Regions from separate parts of the Homo sapiens genome. Here region 1 is linked to region 2. A link is a loop called in an ENCODE intact Hi-C map of the cell type or tissue named here. Cell type or tissue: HepG2. All regions are shown on one strand. Links, peaks and the distances in the headings refer to the core of each region. The heading gives the core; the rest is flanking DNA. Region 1 has its middle 16 kb from the start of CST8. Region 2 holds the start of CST9 (cystatin 9).

Evidence for each region. A loop is a pair of places that touch in the nucleus more often than their neighbours do. Peaks named below come from ENCODE experiments on the same cell type or tissue, not always from the same donor. Only the 100,000 strongest peaks of a DNase experiment are listed, where the experiment ranks them.
Region 1: a loop joins it to region 2, with 9 times the contacts of the local background. A loop is called at or near these places in 2 of 110 quality-filtered maps.

The regions. Positions count from the first base shown.
Region 1 is chr20:23,504,710-23,510,081 of GRCh38, reverse strand. It overlaps a transcript of CST8 not described here. Among named protein-coding and RNA genes, the nearest start is that of CST8, 16 kb to the right of the region's middle. In HepG2, for the core only: a CTCF peak has its summit at 2,519 (motif pointing left); a DNase peak (open chromatin) is centred at 2,451; H3K27me3 peaks cover 339 bases.
Region 2 is chr20:23,604,130-23,609,501 of GRCh38, reverse strand. It overlaps CST9 (cystatin 9), which reads left to right and starts at 3,585. Exons shown (of 2, transcript NM_001008693.3): 1 at 3,585-3,892. The coding sequence starts at 3,638. In HepG2, for the core only: CTCF peaks have their summits at 2,761 (motif pointing right) and 3,327; DNase peaks (open chromatin) are centred at 719, 925 and 2,771; H3K27me3 peaks cover 641 bases.

The sequences.
Region 1 (5,372 bases), core at 323-5,322, 99 kb after region 2:
GAAAGGGAGAAGCATCTTCACCCTCCCGTGGTTGTCTTTCTCAGAGAGGTCCCCGGACTCACATCTCCACATCCATGGAAGCCTGGGAGCCACAGATGCTCCCCGTGTTTAGGCAAAACCTAGGGGCCCCCGAACTCAAGCCCTCCCTATACTGCAATCTGAGAACTCTCTGTTCTTTGGAAAAGAGAATTGCAGTCTTTCTTTGTCCCTGGACTACTTTGAAGTTGCAACAATCAAACTCTGTGTCAGCTCAGGAACTAAACGGACCTGAGAAGTAACATTTCTCAACTCTGGTGAAAGGAAGTCTGCAGCCAGCCCGTGGGAGGAGGCAGCGGAGGCAAGGATGGGTACCTTGCTGCTCTTCCATCTGTCCCAGGCCCCTGGCTTGACCCCATCAGTGACTCACAAAAGTGTCCAAATACATCCATGGCCTAGACGGAGAAAGGCCACTGCCCTCCCATTCCAAGTCCACTGAAGCTGCTCTGCCTGCCCACGCTGCCCACTCCTGGGAGGCCAGCAGCCCTGTCTGAAGTGGGAGGCAGGCTTTCCTCCCAAGCTGCAGGTGAGCCACTGAGGGCTGAGCTGCATGGCGAAGTCTTAAAGCCAGAATATGGCAGAGCTGAAACTGGAGCTGCCTTCCGAGCTGGCCTGTGGCTGCACCTCTGCCCTCTTCCGGGTCAGCGACCTGGAACTCAGATGCAGGGTCTGTGAGGTTACTGCAGAGCCAGCCTCTGCTCTGACCTCACTTCCCACTGGCCAGTCTGCTCCCATGGCCCAGCCAAGATGTTGAAACTCGCTTCCTTGTGCTAAAACATGGCTAAGAAAGAAAGCTGTTAGCTAGGATTGACCACAAGGTAGCCAGACACTGCCTGCCTGAAAAGATGGATAGAATACTGAGGGGAGAGTGTTTCCCTGCACTCTTCAGCCTCTTTGCCTCCCACTACCCAAGCCTGGCCCCACAGCTGTGGGCAGTTACTCAGACCACATGGCTCCTTTGATCATGACCCATTGCCCTGTTCATTCCCTCTGTCCTCTTTTCCGCATGGCTTCCTTAGGCCCTGGTCTTCCCACAGCTTGGGCTGAGCCTGCCAGGATGCAGCCAGGGAGGTGGGAGGCTGCCAGTCACTGGGAAGCAGCCCTGGCTCAGGAGGGACAATGGTGTGTGCGTGCATGTGTGTGTGTGAGAGAGAGAGGAGTTTCTGAAAACGGGGTACTGACCCCAGGATGGGGATGCTTCCTGTGTGATTGGGGTCAGGGTGTAGGAGCAGAGGAGGGCAGAAGGCCTTGTGTGGAGAGCATCTAACAGCTCTGGGCAGGGTGGGAGCACAAAGGCACTGTCAGCCATCACCACCACCAGCAGTGCTGCCAGGTCCGCACAGGAGGCTGTCCAGACGCTGAAGTCACCTCTCCCCTACTGGAGGCCTGACACCAGTCCCTCCATGGGAGAGAGCAGATGCTTAGGTGGGCCTGAAGAGCGGCTCCCGTTCACCCTGTGGGAGGTTGATGGCATTGAGTTGACCCAGCCCCAGTACATCCAGCTGAAGCTTGTGAACTCGGCACAAGTTTATTTTTGTTACTTCTCTTTGGTCTATGAAGAAAAAAACAGCTAATTTTGAGGGTGAGAAAAATGCACCAAGTAATGACAGAGATAGTGTGAGTTTTGCTTTAAATCTATTTTATGGCCCTTTGATTATGACAAAAAAAAAAGAATTATCTGGCTGTGGTTTTGTGACAATAATTATACAGTGGGCACTGACTGAGCTAGAGGATGCTGGAGGCGGATGAGGTCGTTTTGACCCTTCCCCCCTTAGTTTCCCATCTCATCCCCAGTCCTGCCAGGAAATTGGAGACAAATTCCACAGGGTATCTGAGGAGAGGGAACAGAGGGATATTTGCAAAGGAAAACCAACAACGGAGGGTAAAGGACCCACAGTCAGTGAAAGGGGCACGTGCACCATCCCTAGACCCCACGGGTGAAGGATGCAGTGGTGGCCAAGCCCAGTGTGTTAGTTTCCCACGGCTGCTGAACAAATACCACCGCCTTGGCAGCTGACAGCACAAGTTTGTGATCCTACAGCTCTGAAAGTCAGAGTCAGGACGGGCTCACTGGGCTCTGGACAGTGTGGGGGTGGGGGGGGGGGGTGCTGCATTCTTCCAGACGCTCTAGGAAAGAACCCATTTCCTTGCCTTTCCTGGCTCCTAGAGGCTGCCCACAGTCCTTGCCTCATGGCCTTCTGTCTTTCAAGCCTGCAGTGAGTGGAGTTCTTCTCATATTGAATCACTTCAGCTCTGACTCCCCTACCATTCTACCATCTTTTAAGGAATTTGGGCTTATCTGGATAATCCAGATAATCTTCCTATTTTAAGGTCAGCCTATTAGCACCCTTAACTCCCTCTGCAACCTGAACTTCCCCTTACCAGCTTGCATAATATATCCACAGATTTCAGGGCTCAGGATGTACACATCTCTGGAAGCATTGCTCTGCCTGCCACACGCACTAGGGGTTGCTGTAGGTGGCGGGGAGGGACTGCCCAGCAGGAGCGCTGGCCCCTGGCGGAAGAATGCAGCTGCTGTTAAGTGGGTTCCAGCAACCAGTAAGAAATATCCCAACACTGGCTCCAGCTGCGCTCATATTTCCGCATGCTCCCATTCCCCAAAATTAGCCAAATGCAGCCATCAGTGGAAGGGCTAGGGAGCCTGTTAATGGAGTCCAACAATGGCAGACTCCCAGGACCCAGAGCTGCCTGTCAGTGAGAACAATGAAGCCTAACACCAGAGTGGAAATGAATATAGAATTTATTATAGATATGTATTAAATATATATATATACTCTAAATATATATTTACACACATATACACGTATGCCTACATATGATTCTGGAGTTCAGAAGGATGTAGCACAAATATGAAACATCTACTAAAAATGAAATTTTTAATTCACCTAAAGATACAAAAGTAGAAAGACCAATTGGGAGTTTATTACAGGTGGGAGTGAAATGTATTCAAAGGAAAGAATAAACTCCCTCAACAGAGTAAGTAAAAATACTGGGACATGTGTGAACAAGGCATGTGCATGCAGTTACCCAAGCTCCAAGAACTGCCAACCTAATGTTTATGGTGTTCAAGGTTTAGACCATAGATGAAAGCTCCAAGAGCCAGGGCACCCCAAACCTTAACGAGTCACATCGGGGCAGGGGGAGGAGAACTTCTCTTCGCCAATGAGACAGTTCCCCTAAATCCTCAATGAAACAAGTTCTTCTTGGAGCTGATGTGGCTGAGAACTCTTGGGACCCTGTGTTGATGGCACTAAAAGAGAAAGGAAAGAAAAGCCAGAGGTAAGACTCAGGAGTTATGAAGGGACCATTTCCCTGGCTATATATGATAGGTAGTCAGAACTTTAGCATGTAGGATTTGTAAATTATCTTTTATTTTTTTATTTTTTGCTACACTATTATGTGTTGTCTTACAGAAAAAAAAAATCTGTGTGATACCAAGATGCTGTTTTAGTGCAGAATATCAGGGATTTCTGAAGAATATGCATAGACAAAAGGAGGAGGTGTCTTGAAATTCAGAACATGGGGTATAGAAAGTTCTAAAATCCTATAACCATGGAATCCTCATAAGCTTCAGGAATGGGGAATGGGACTTCTTCAAACCATGCTTTTCTATAAAACTGGTAGGTCCCAAAAGAAAGCGAAGCTGTGGACCTCGGTCACTGTCCACACACCTACAGGCAAGCCTGCACCTGAAGGAGGAGTCTAGGACCCCCACAGCACCCACCCTCACCATGTCTGTGTTGGTGTCCTCGCATAGGCATGCTGTGTTTCCCGGTGTGTCCGTCTTGTTTCCCAGTGAGCCCTAAGCCCCTTGATTTGCCATCAAAGGACTTAATGAGTATTTCACTTAAATTATTCCAGCAAGTAAGAAAAGTGGCAAAATGTTATAATGTAGTCAGATTCACAACATTCTCCAGTACAAACTACCAGCAACTGGGGAAAATTTCTACTTACAGCAACAACTAAAAACCATTTGGAAGCTATTTAGGAGCAAAATGGTATACAGGATCTTTGTAAAAAAAAAAAAAACTAGGAGATTTAAATACTTTAATGTATTAAATATTCTTAACATATCAATTGTCCTGCATGTTAATGTACAGAATTAGGTGGTTTACCATTGACATTCAGCAGAAATTTTTAAGACTTGAGGGCAGTTCTTCTCAAGCTTTAATGTGCACACAAACCACCTGGGATCTCATTAAAATGCAGATTTCGAGTCAGTGCGTCCAGGATGGGCACGAGATTCAGCATTGCTAGCAAGCTCCCAGTGCCACTGATGCTGCTGATCCATGGCCCACATCTGTGCAGCAAGTCTAATGGAGGACATCTCATTTTCCACTGGATCCACCTCAGTAAGGGCGTTCCTCAGGGAATGAGCCAGAATCGGGGCAAATCAGACCATGTGTGGCCCCATGCTCAACCCCACTCTTTCTCATTCTTCAATAGTGGGTTGGGTTTGCAAGATAAAAGCAGCCCTTGGCTGGGGTGTGATTTTTTTTTTTCCTCTCCTACTTTCTAAAATTAGCAGTTGTTCCATATATCTTTGTCCATTTAGAAGACTCAGTCAAGAATGCTTCTTGTGGCTGGGCGCGGTGGCTCACGCCTGTAACCCCAGCACTTTGGGAGGCCGAGGTGGGCAGATCATGAGGTCAGGAGATCCAGACCATCCTGGCTGACACAGTGAAACCCCGTCTTTACTAAAAATACAAAAAGTTAGCCGGCCATGGTGGCGGGCACCCGTAGTCCCAGCTACTCGGGAGGCTGAGGCAGGAAAATCGCTTAAACCTGGGAGGCGGAGGTTGCAGTGAGCTGAGATTGCACCACTGCACTCCAGCCTGGGTGACAAAGCAAGACTCCATCTCAAAAAAAAAAAAAAAAAAAAAAAGAATGCTTCTTGCCTGTGGGATCTACCAGAGCTATTTATCTAGGGGTGCGTTACGGTCATCTTAGACATGGAGATTGCCTGTAACAATTGCAAAAGAGCTTCAAATTCAAAATTCAAGGAACCCCAATCAAGAAAAGGTAGTCACAGGGCAATTCTCAAAGTAGCCATGTGTGGTCTGAGCACGGGGAAGTCCTCCAGCTCCAGAATACCTCCTGATTGCAGGTTCCATTTGCCCTCCTATGAGCAGCCATGGTGAGCACCCCAAACTCCTGACCTCCCCAGCTTTGGGGAAACTAGTACTTGTGACATATTTAATGTTAAATCTTCCTGTCAGGAATATTATCTGTCTCTCCATTTTGCCAGATCTTTTGTTCCATCAATAAAAGTTCAGTTTTCCCTCCTTGAAGTCATTGTAAAGCTTGTCATTGGG
Region 2 (5,372 bases), core at 322-5,321:
AATAAAAAAGAAGTGGTATTATGACATTTTTGTACTGTTTTAAATTTAAATTAACTTACAGTTTTTTAAAAACTAAAGTACTTATGAAAGAAAACAATGGGCTGCGTTGGATGGGAGAGGCTTCCGTCGGGAGCACAGCAGAAGCTGAGGAAACGCCCACTGAGGAGCGAAGGCAGGTGTGTTCGGCAAAGGCCAGCAAACAGGAGGGCTGCTGAGGGTGACTGGGGCAGCACTTCCTCTTCAGAGCAAAGCTCCTGGGCCCAGGGCAGCACCCCCGACTTAGCCAGGGTGAGGGACCTGCTGGACCCACAGGAAGGAGAAGAAACAGCCCATGGGCCTTCCGATTTGCATGTGGTACGAATGACCCCTGATTTAGGCCTCTATATTTACCGGTAATGTTTGTATTTTTATTTCTCCTTTTGTCATTTTTTAATTCAATCATTATTCCTCTTTCTCAGTTTAAATTTGCCATAAGTCTATATGAGATTAATTCCTTAAATTATAAAAACTCAAAGTCAGCTGAAGACTGAGCTAAGAAGAACCCCCCAGGTGGAAAACCTGGAGGAGGGGAGGGAGGAGTGGAGGGGGCTCTGGAATTCCCTGGCAGCACCCCCACCCAGCCCCGCTCACCCCCCTGCCCCGAGCTGCCCCTTTGATGATTGCTATGACAGCAATCACTGGATCACTCACTCTGCTCTGAGTCCGGGCTTCTCCCTGCCCCTGCTGTCTTCCTTTGATCTCCTGGACACCACCTTGTTTTCCAGCACACGGAAACCCCTGGGAATGCTGGCTTGTCTGGGGAGTCTCCTAGGGAAATGCCAAGCAGGGGGAATGGGGAGGGTCCCGAGGAAGTGATCCCAAAGCCCAGCAGGCGATCCTGAAACTGGCAGGCCCCGCTGAGCCTGGCCCAGCTTGAAACAGGCAGTGAGCAAGGTCGCACGGGACCTTTAGAGCATGTGGCTGAGTAGGCCGGGCAGTGAGGGACATGAGTCCGACCCCGGGGAGAGCACTCAGCTGGAGGGTCTGCGGGAGCTGGGGAGAGCGTCCTGTGTCCCGAAGAGTCACTGGGCTTCCCCTCGTCCACCGCCTCATGTTCAGCTTCACAGAAAAGGGCCAGTGGCTTGGTCCTGGTCGTTGCCAGCATTCTCTAATCATTCAAAGGAATGCGTTCAGAAATACAGGGCCTCGTTTCTGGAAAAGCAGGTCCATTTCAGTGAGGAGTTACTGGGACCTTCCTATGAGACCACATGGGTGTTCGGTGCCAGTGCCAGCAACACAAAGAGAGCACCAGACAAGTCCCGGTGGCCCCAGAGACAGACAGGCCAACGAGTGCCCAGGAAGAAGCTGAGTGAGACAGAACTCTTGCAAGGGGACTCAGGAGAGAAAGCCTCCCAGACCTGAGACCTGGGGATAGCCCTGCAGAGAGCTGTGAGCTGTGCCTGTGGGCTGGCCAGCCAGCCCCTCCGGGCCGTCCGGTTTCACTCTGGCCTCGGCAACATGTTGACCCACGTCTTCGGGGCTCCTCAGCCTGGAGCCCACATGTATTTCTCTTTACCTGGCTATGTCTTGATATTCCCGTCTCTCTCCACCTGGGAAGTGAGGCCATCCCAGGCCACTGGGGATTCAACAAGAAAATAGACACACTTGTAAGGGTCCATGGTGTCTGTACACCCGTGGTCTCACATCTGGGTGTGGGGATCCCTGTCCCCTCCTTGGCTGCACAGTGAGGACAGAGCTGGTGCCCAGGACCCTAAACCACTGCTCATGTAAGAGTGAGTGTGGGCACTCCCTTGGAGCACATGTGGGTATCGGCCCTCAGAATGGTGGGGGAGCCACTGGCAATTGGCAGGATGCCCCAAGTTTGTCAGCCGCTGAACTTACAAGGTGAGAGTGACCTCCATGGGCATTGCAGGCCTCTCTCAGGACACTCGCAACCTATTCCAGGCATCAGGATTCTAGTTCTCACAGCACCTTATGGCCTGCTCATCCCAAAACCCACAAAGGCATTTCCGCCCTCACTGACACCCCCTTCCTACCCCTACGTGCACCATCACTCTCCAGCTAAGAAACCACATTAGTTACGCTTCAGCTGCAGTTCCAGTGAACTCAACGCCATCAGAGAAAGGATACAGACTCCTTGGGTGATGTTTTTGGCACATCTGGCTGCTTTCCTGGAATTGTCACATTGAGTTGCTTTTTCTTTGCAAACAGGGTCTAGAAACAAACTCTTATTCTTTATCACCAGGCATGCTGTCTAAGCCTGTCCCCCATCCTGTGTGCCCCACAAAAGCCATTCTCATCCCCTGACCTCCATGCCCCTCAAGCTGAGTTACTTCTCATATGTGGTTTGGTCTGTATGCACTTCCCAGGAAGTATTCTGAACCTGCACCACTCAAAGTATGGTTCTGAGACCGGGAACACAACCATCCTCTGGAAGCTGGTGAGAAATGTAGTTTCCCTGGCCCTGCTCACAGCTACTGGGTCAGAATCTTTGGGTGGGGAAACTAGGAACTTGCTTTTTAACGTGACATCAGGGGATGCTGGTTGCTTCTGAAGTTTACAAGGAGCTACGGATAAACATCAAAGGCATATTTCACAGGGACAAAGCTTAAGTCTGGTCTGTGAAGAGTGCATTATTCAGTCTTTTGAGAGCCCCATTTGCGGTTGGAGTTGGAGGCTATGTGGGTCTTGGTCGAGAACTCAGAATCTCCACCCACAAACTGTGCCGCAGAGTGCTGTGCCGGCTGTGGCCACAGGAGGGAACCCGTGACAACCTAATGGGTGCACTTCAGCCATCCCTGAGGGCATCTTCGTCTTTCTGGTTCTCCACTGCTCCAATTGCAAGCGGCCACCCGTCCTGGAAACACCTTTGAGGAATAGGGGCAGCCATAACTAGCCAGGCCCCTAGTACCAGCACTTGGCAGCGCGTCCCTGGGCTGGGAAGCTGCATTTAGGGAGGTGCAGAGAACAGGGTTGGGGGCTCCTGCTCTTGATTTCCTCAACCTCTGCCCACGACCCCCAGGCTGGTGCCCCCCTCCCGAGACCCTCGGGGGAGCAGACACCTGCAGGACATCCCGCCAATCCTCCCGGGCTCCCCGCCTCTCTCTCAAGAGGCCCAGTGCTTTCTCGGGGCGCTGTACCTGCTCACCCATGATACTAGCATCCACTGTCATCCCTTTCCATCCTTTTGTCTCTGCCTTTCCACCTAACCTCCCCCTCCCAGCCCACCCCCACTGCTGAGTCCAGGGCTCACCTTCCACTCATACCTCTCACACTTGTGTTCCTGTGCCGGGCTCTGACTCTGGGGCGCCCAGTAGAGGTCTCCTTTAGCCTGCGGAGGTGCTGGGGCAGCTGGGGCTGGGCCTCATGTTCAGGGCACTATCTCTCCCATTGCTAGTCTTTTCCAACCCACCTGCCTGGGTGCTGTTCCTCTCCCCTAAACAGGAGATGATTTAAACGCCTTTGGAAGAAGGGAGGCCATGTGTGGGAGAGACAGGGTGTAACTGCAGAGGTGAGGCCTGGAGGGAGGAGTTTCTGCCCCAGCAGGTGAATTTAAAGGCCAGACCTGAGCCCTGGAAGGCTCCAGTGGACGCCAGGGATCTGAAGGGCAAAGGCAAGGGCTGCTGGAGCCTGCATCATGTCGAGTCCGCAGAGGAGGAAGGCTATGCCCTGGGCACTGTCACTGCTTCTCATGGGCTTCCAGCTCCTGGTGACTTATGCCTGGTGTTCTGAAGAGGAAATGGGTGGTAATAATAAAATAGTCCAGGATCCTATGTTCCTCGCCACAGTGGAGTTTGCCTTGAACACTTTCAACGTGCAGAGCAAGGAGGAGCATGCCTACAGGCTGTTGCGCGTCCTGAGTTCATGGAGGGAGGATAGCATGGACAGAAAGGTTGGTGACCACATCCTCTTCTGGCCTGTCCTTCTCCATCTGCCCCTAAGTGAGGGACCAAGATGTCTAGTCTAGGAGACTTGGTTCACCATCAGCAGTCCATAGTCAGGTAGTCCACAACCAATTACGGTAGTTTTAGTTTTGGAAAACATTGAACTTAAAATTTTTTTTAAATTAGGTAAATGTCTATTCACATGCAAAATATATTTTTCAATCTTCATGATTTTTAAGACATTGTATAACTGAAGAGTGACTTCAAAATAAGGACTTCTAAGGAGATGAAGCTGACAAGAAGAGAAAATAACCAAAGAGACTGATAAACATTTCCAGGTCATAAAATGAAAATGGAAAAGCAAGGACACACAGAGGGAGAGAGAGAGAGAGACAGAGAGAGACAGACAGACAGAGAGAGAGAGACAGAGAGAGAGAGAGACAGGCAGACAGAGAGAGAACAGTGAGAATTCGAGGGCAATAAAGAACACCATCAGCCCTGAGAGGCCACCGTGAAAGGTTAGTTCTCTGATCTCCACCTTCTCTGGGCTCCTTGCTCTGTCTGCACTTAATGAACTGAAGGCCAATTTACACTCTTCCTCAATGGACCTTTATCCTAAAATGCTTGCCTTTTTGATGAAATCATTAAATGTGGTCAGGAATGCACAGTTCATCTGGGCTTCAGGCATGAACAATTAAAATGCCCTCCTAGTGGAGAACTTCTGGTTTAGAGAGAGAAGGAGCATTGCTCTTCCTTTCTCAGCACCAAGAGCCTGAAAGAAAGGCAGAGGGACTCTAGTACCGCACAGAGCTTAAGCTCTGGAAAGACTCTGTGCAAGGCTCTGGCTGGTTCTCTGCCTCCTGGGGTGGATTCCTCACTGCCATCCTCAGGATTCCAATGCTGGTACAGAGGAATTTTCCTCCTTGCTCATTTGCTGCCTCCTCTCAGGAGAATTAAAAGCCTGATGCAACCCTCAGAGGGGCATCTGGTCCAGTAATGGTGGCTGCTAATATTCATGCTGGAACCTTGGAAGTCTCAGAGATTGAGATTGGCCAGGCCTCATGCTTCTGCTTTCCCAGTGCTTTGCTTGATTCTCCAAGACCTCAGTGTAAGCCTCCATTCTTAATACCGTTAGAATAAAATCTAAGCTCCTTACTATGGTCTATAAGTCCTAAATGACAGTAAGTCCTAAAAGCTTTCCACATGGCTTCCTGGATATGGCAATCCCAGCATCAGTTTGGGGGCTGGGAAGAATAGATGGGTGAGAGGGAGGCTATGGAGTGGAATTAAATAGAATGGAGTGGGAAGGAGGGCAAGGAGAACTTCAGCATGCACTTTGCAATAGGGCAGATGGTATTTCTTGAACCCATTTTCCCAGGGTGTGTGCCTGTGTGTAGTGGGAGCGCTGTGTGTCATTCTTCTTGCTGGAGGTCACTTGGAAGGTTTGACAACACACTGTAGATGAGGCTCCCTCTGTCCCAGGGCTGA